Linked DNA regions of Mus musculus: region 2 is linked to region 1. A link is a contact called in ENCODE Hi-C or POLR2A ChIA-PET data. All regions are on one chromosome and are shown on one strand. The core of a region is the stretch at or near the end of the contact, and the rest is flanking DNA. Distances in the headings are between cores, read along the strand shown. Region 1 overlaps Dbnl (drebrin-like). Region 2 holds the start of Aebp1 (AE binding protein 1).

Region 1 (2,766 bases), core at 10-2,509:
TGTGCTTGTGTTGCAGACAGGAGAGGGTGTGAATGATGTGCGGAAAGGAGCATGTGCCAACCACGTCAGCACCATGGCCAACTTCCTGAAGGTAGGTGCTGAACCAAGCCCTGCAGGGCCTTGCAAGATCTAGTCTTGGTCCAGGTGAACTGGAAAGGGGCTGAAATTAGGAGCGGGGCTGTAACTAATGTTCTGTCTAGACAGCAAGGGATGGGCAGAGCCACCTCTAGCTGGCTTCAGTGTGGGCAAGGTAAGGACCACTCCAGCACCGATGGAATACGGGGACTGAGTACTAGATTTTGTATTGCTATGATTGCTCTGTCCGAATGATTATCAGCAAATGGTGTAGTGACTCCAGCCTTTAATTCCAGCACTCAGAAGGCTGAGGCAGGCAGATTCTTTGAGTTCCAGGCCAACTAGGGCTGTACAGTGAGGCCTTTTGTCTCATAAAACTAAAAGCAAAAGGGGGGAGTGGTGTTTAAACAGCAGCAAGATTTGGAGGAAGGAACAAGCTGCCAATGCCTTGCCCACATATACTTCTGATGCCCTACCCCAAGTACCCTCTGATGCCCTGCCCCAAGTACCCTCTGAGCCCTGTCTGTCCTCTGATGCATTCCGTCCCTACCTGTTATTACAACCATTGTCACTCATGCTACAGCTGTAATTTTTTCCAATTTCCAAGACACTTTTCAATCACAATTTATAACTCAGTTTTCAGCTGACTTTTTGCATGTCCTTGGTTCCTGGTGGGAAGACTTGAGACTGGCTTCAGTTTCTGCCTCCATGACTTTAGACATTCCTTAGTCCTTCCATCTGGTGGGTGACAGAAGCATCTAAGCTTTTAATTAAGTTTTAAGGTTTTTGCAGTGCTCAGATCAAAGATATCGTCTCATGTGCTGGCTAGGCAAGTGCTCTGCTACTGAGCCTACATCCTCAGTGAGCTCCCAAACATGTCAGACGTATAACAACAGTTAATGAGGCCACAGGAATGGATGGCAGGTGCCTGAGCAGGGATGGAACTCAGCAGGAACTAGATAGCATCCACAGTTGGAGTGTGGGGCCTGATGTCAGGAACTCTAAGGTCCACAGCTGGGGAGAGCGGGCCCTGGTGTCTCCTGCTGTGGGTCTGTGTGCAGCAGTGGCCTTTACTGTGTGGACAAGTAGGGTTTGGGCCCGCCCTCTCCTAACCCTGCGAAGCCTGTGCTTTAAGTGCTGCTTTTGTGCCAGGGTGCCCACGTGACCATCAATGCCCGGGCCGAGGAGGATGTGGAGCCTGAGTGCATCATGGAGAAGGTTGCCAAGGCCTCTGGGGCCAACTACAGCTTCCATAAGGAAAGCACCTCCTTCCAGGATGTAGGGCCGCAGGCCCCAGTGGTGAGTCCCGCCCACCATTATCTTCCTCCATGCCTGAGAGTGGGGACCAGAAATGTAGTTCCTAATGTCGAGGTAACTACATTCCTCCTGCTTGGGGTCTTTAGATGGTAATCCTAACCCTGCTGGGCACCACCCCCACGGGCTTGGCAAAGGCCCTGCAGCTGAGACCGTCCACAGGGGCTCCAGTGTCTGCATGACTTGGATGGTCCCTGGTAGGAGCCATTGTGGAACGTGTCTGCTGGCTTTATTATGGAGCCTGAAACCACACAGGCATGCATTTCTGGCATCACGTGGAGCTCATGGCTGCAAACCACTTATTAGTCATACAGTTGGGCTCCATGGTGACTCTCCTGGATGCTGTCAGCTGACAGCTGTCAGAGGAGCAGCCTGCTTTAGCGCTGCCAGGAGTCTCGGATAAGAATCCTTTTCTGTGCCCATCAGCGAGGACCAGCTCCACCAGAGACACTAATGTTTGCATATACCCACTGTTCTCAGGATGCCAGGACCTTGCTGCATGGGTTCCCTTGGCTTTTATTTTTATTTTGTATGTATGGGTGTTTTGCCTGCATATATGTATGTGCACTACATGTGTACTGTGCCTGCAGAGGACAGAAAAGCATGTGGGATCCTCCGAAACTGGAGTTAAAGAGTCTACTCCATGTGGGTGCTGGGGACTGAACCTGGTCCTCTGTGAGAGCAGTAAGTGCTCTTGGCAGCTGAGCCATCTTTCCAGCTCGTATTTTGTTTTTGTTTTTTTGAGACAGGGACTTGGTCCATAAGCTAGGCTGGCCTTGAACTCAAGAACCTTCTGCCTCGGTGAATTTCTGAGTTCGAGGCCAGCCTGGCTTATGATCTACAGAGTGAGTTCCAGGACAGCCAGGACTATACAGAGAAACCCTGTCTCGAAAAACTGGAAAAAAAAAAAAAAAAAAAAACCTGCCTCAGCCTCTTGGGTGCTCCTAGACTTTTTTCTGAACATCTTGCTGTTTCCTCTCATGGGTGGCGGGCCAGGCTCCCTTGAGCCTACCAGATGCAGTCCTAGTAGCTTTCACCTGCTCTCTAGAGCTGACAGATTCCCTTTACCCTGCCTCATGGGATGTGTGACGTTCCACATGGGGCCAGACCTCTAGCGTGTACTATGCTGTCTCTAGGGCTCTGTGTACCAGAAGACCAATGCCATATCTGAGATCAAGAGAGTCGGCAAGGATAACTTCTGGGCCAAAGCTGAGGTGAGTGCTGCAGTCGTGAAGGTGGCACACTGACTGGCATCCTTCTGGGCGTTACCCTTTACAGCTAGTTAAACTGCAGGCACATGTAGTTAAGTCACAGAGCATGGTGGGCTAGAGTGCCCTTCCTGGACCAAGTCCCTGGCAGGGGTTGAGGCCAAGGGGG
Region 2 (3,064 bases), core at 450-2,949, 66 kb after region 1:
TTTGTTTTCCATTTTTGAAATGGCTTCTGTTTTCCCTGGCAGAGAATATCCAACCCAAATTCAGTCCAAGTATGACCCATGCCTAGGGAAGTGACATCCATGTCCCCTCATGCACCCTGTGGCATACCCAGCATGACACACTGGACCAGACTGGGGGCACGGAAGCCAATTCCCAGAACTGACTTTGAGCACAATGATTCAGAGGGTGACCATGAGTGAGACTTGCTTTACTCTTGCTCTGCGACCAGGTTGAAGTCTCTCATGGGGAGGCCTAGCTGTGAGAGGATTGTCCCGGGATGGGGGAGGGGGAGCAAAGTGGATGAGGACCAACAGCCTGTGGGATGCAAGGGCTGATCGTGTGTGCTAGGCACAGCACAAAGTGGTCCATTTAGCCGGGCAGTGGTGGTGCACACCTTTAATCCCAGCACTTGGGAGGCAGCAGCAGGTGGGTTTCTGAGTTCGAGGCCAGCCTGGTCTACAGAGCAAGTTCCAGGACAGCCAGAGCTACACAGAGAAACTCTGTCTCAAAAAAATCGAATAAACCAGAAAGGTGGTCCATTTAATATGCGTATAGTAAGTTGTGGACACGGAGTTCCCCTGCTGAGTCAGACAGCTAGGAGGGCTAAGATGGGTTAGACCCTCCCCCCCACACACACACACACACTCACACACACATCAGTTCTTGGCATAGTCTCCATGCTTCCTCAAGGAGAGCCAGAAAGGAGACTGCCGGGAGGGGCTTGCCTACTCCCTGAGAGCAGTGGGTTACAGAGCCCAGTACCCGAAAATTTCCCCTTTTTCTCCCTGCTCATGCTGGACAGAGAGGGTGAGGGTGAGGGTGAAAGACTGAGGAGGTGGCATCGTGTTGGTGTTTCTTGACCTGCTTTTTCTTTTTTCTCTTCCAGCTGAGATGTAAACTTTCCCATGTCAATCATCTGGGGGTCGCTATTCTTTTTTATCAGAGTGCCTCCCCACCTTGGTTGAAAGCTGCCTGCCACTGCCCTGGACCTATGGCTGCTACAAGCCCACGTTCACATCTTTAATCCTTCATGGGTAAATGCTCTGGCATTCCTGGGCTTAGCTATGATGGCCATTATGAGCCAGCCAACGTTTGTATTCTAGAAGCCATAGCTGAAGCTGTTGTAAACAATTTGTTGTTTTAACCGCTTCTGGTCAGAGGAAGGAGAGAAATAGCTATTACTCCACATTGGGACCTGAGCCCTGAGCTCTGAAGTGGGGCTCCTATCTCCATAAGGACAGCAGCTTGCTGAGAACAGCTTTTCACAGCCTTCCTCGCAAAAATTGGCTCCAAAGACCTGGGATGTTGGTGATAACTGGACAAAGGTGACACCTGTGCAAGCACACAGCAGGTGACACTTTGAAGAGCTAACCTCCAGAAAGTGGAAAGGAGGTGATCGCCAGTACCCTCGAGGGCCCTACTCCCTCCCTCCCCTAGCAATCTCCCTGGGCTCAGAGCAAAGGGCACAGCGGGTTAGAGCACAGGTCTCCTTAGACTCCGCACACTCCCTTCCCCATAACTGTTGCATTCTTTTCTCCCAGGCCTTCCTCCCCGCTAGGCGCCCTGCACCCAGACCCTCTAAACTGGGCGCTGACGCTGCTATTAGTCTGGGCTCCGTGCTGCTCCGCCTCCCTCCCCCGCAGCCCCCGGTCCAAGGCCGGCTCCTCCTCCTCCCCCTCCGGAAACCCGAAGCCCCCGCCCCGGCCAGGCCGTCGCAAGCGCTCTGGAGGGCGGTCCGCGTGAGAGCCAGCCACGCGGGGCAGGAGCGCCCAGTTGCTGCCGGAGCTGGGCCCGCCAGAACCTCTCCTGGAGCCCCTTGCTCTCCTTGAATCTCCCTTTCCCACCGCTTTCTGGATACCCTTGACGCCCACGTTCCTCGCGCCCTTTCCCGCCCCTACGCGGGGCGCTGCCCCTGCCACCCAAGTCCCTGCTCAAGCCCGCCCGGCTCCCGCGCGTGCCCAGAGCCATGGCTCCAGTGCGCACCGCATCCCTGCTCTGCGGCCTCCTGGCACTGCTGACGCTGTGCCCTGAGGGGAACCCACAGACGGTGCTGACGGACGACGAGATCGAGGAGTTCCTCGAAGGCTTCCTTTCGGAGTTGGAGACCCAGTCCCCGCCCCGGGAAGACGACGTGGAAGTCCAGCCGCTTCCCGAACCCACCCAGCGTCCCCGCAAATCCAAGGCAGGGGGCAAGCAGCGGGCAGATGTAGAAGGTGAGAACCTGGTGACATGGGTGGCCATGGCATCAAGTGAGCATACAGGGGCTCTGGAGGGTCTAGCCACTTCCCATGCTGCCCCGTGAGGAATGTCTCTCCAAGGCAACGCAAGGCAACACACTGCCAGGCAGCAGTTCTGTCCTGGAGTTTGGAAACCTGGAGGTGTGTGTTCAGCATAGGGTGGCGCTGGGCTTTTGAGGTCGCCCAAGTTGTTCATCCCAGGTCTCAAGAGAGTGTAGGTTTGGACGAGTGGGAAATTGTGATTCGCCTCTCCGAACTGGCCCTAGTCTCTTAGTGGCAAGCTTCAAGCCTAGGCATCTGCTTGCCTCCTCTTCTCCCACAGGAACACAGACAGGGGAGCGGGGTGAGGAAGACTTCCAGGTGAAAGTGGGCAGTCTGAGATGGTCAGAACTAAGCGAGGTGATAGCATCCCGGAGGCATGCAACCCCGAGCCTCTTATGCAATCGTTGTCAGTAAATCTTAGCTGTTTTTCATGGCCCTCTGGAGAGTGGCAACGGATCTTGTGATCTCTCTCCCAGGAGACTGTAAGGCACCATTCATCATTCCTGAGGTCAGCCACTCCCCCTCCGGCCCCCACTGCTGTAGATCTGTCCTGCTCTCCCTACCCTCACCTCCCTGCACACTTTGCCTCCAGCAACCAAGACGTTCTGGACATTGCCAAGTGACCCTGCTCCTGCTGCATGTTTTGCTGTATTCCCTGTGTTTCAGCCAGCTGCCTGTGTGTTTCCCATTCGCCATTAAATTCTCCGCACCCAGCAATTGCAGCTCCTAGGGTGCTAGAAGGGTGGCCCCTGCTACTTGACTTCTC

What was found. Hi-C counts contacts between places; a loop is a spot of excess contacts on that map. ChIA-PET counts read pairs that join two places held with the same protein, here RNA polymerase II (POLR2A).
Region 2: a loop to region 1 is called in a map of T-helper 17 cell, with 2.3 times the contacts of the local background. The contact joins the promoter of Aebp1 here to the enhancer-like site in region 1. A Hi-C loop is called at or near these places in 2 of 37 maps with a recorded cell type or tissue (T-helper 1 cell and T-helper 17 cell). POLR2A ChIA-PET finds 5 or more read pairs at or near these places in 2 of 5 experiments (Patski and embryonic stem cell).

The regions. Positions count from the first base shown.
Region 1 is chr11:5,794,221-5,796,986 of GRCm38, forward strand. It overlaps Dbnl (drebrin-like), which reads left to right. Exons shown (of 13, transcript NM_001146309.1): 4 at 17-91; 5 at 1,228-1,374; 6 at 2,526-2,603. Among named protein-coding and RNA genes, the nearest start is that of Dbnl, 7.1 kb to the left of the region's middle. Within about 2 kb of position 1,260, at least 3 of the 3 ENCODE cell types and tissues checked have a DNase peak (open chromatin) inside an H3K27ac peak, as active enhancers do.
Region 2 is chr11:5,860,167-5,863,230 of GRCm38, forward strand. Aebp1 (AE binding protein 1) reads left to right here and starts at 1,700. Exons shown (of 21, transcript NM_009636.3): 1 at 1,700-2,232. The coding sequence starts at 1,986.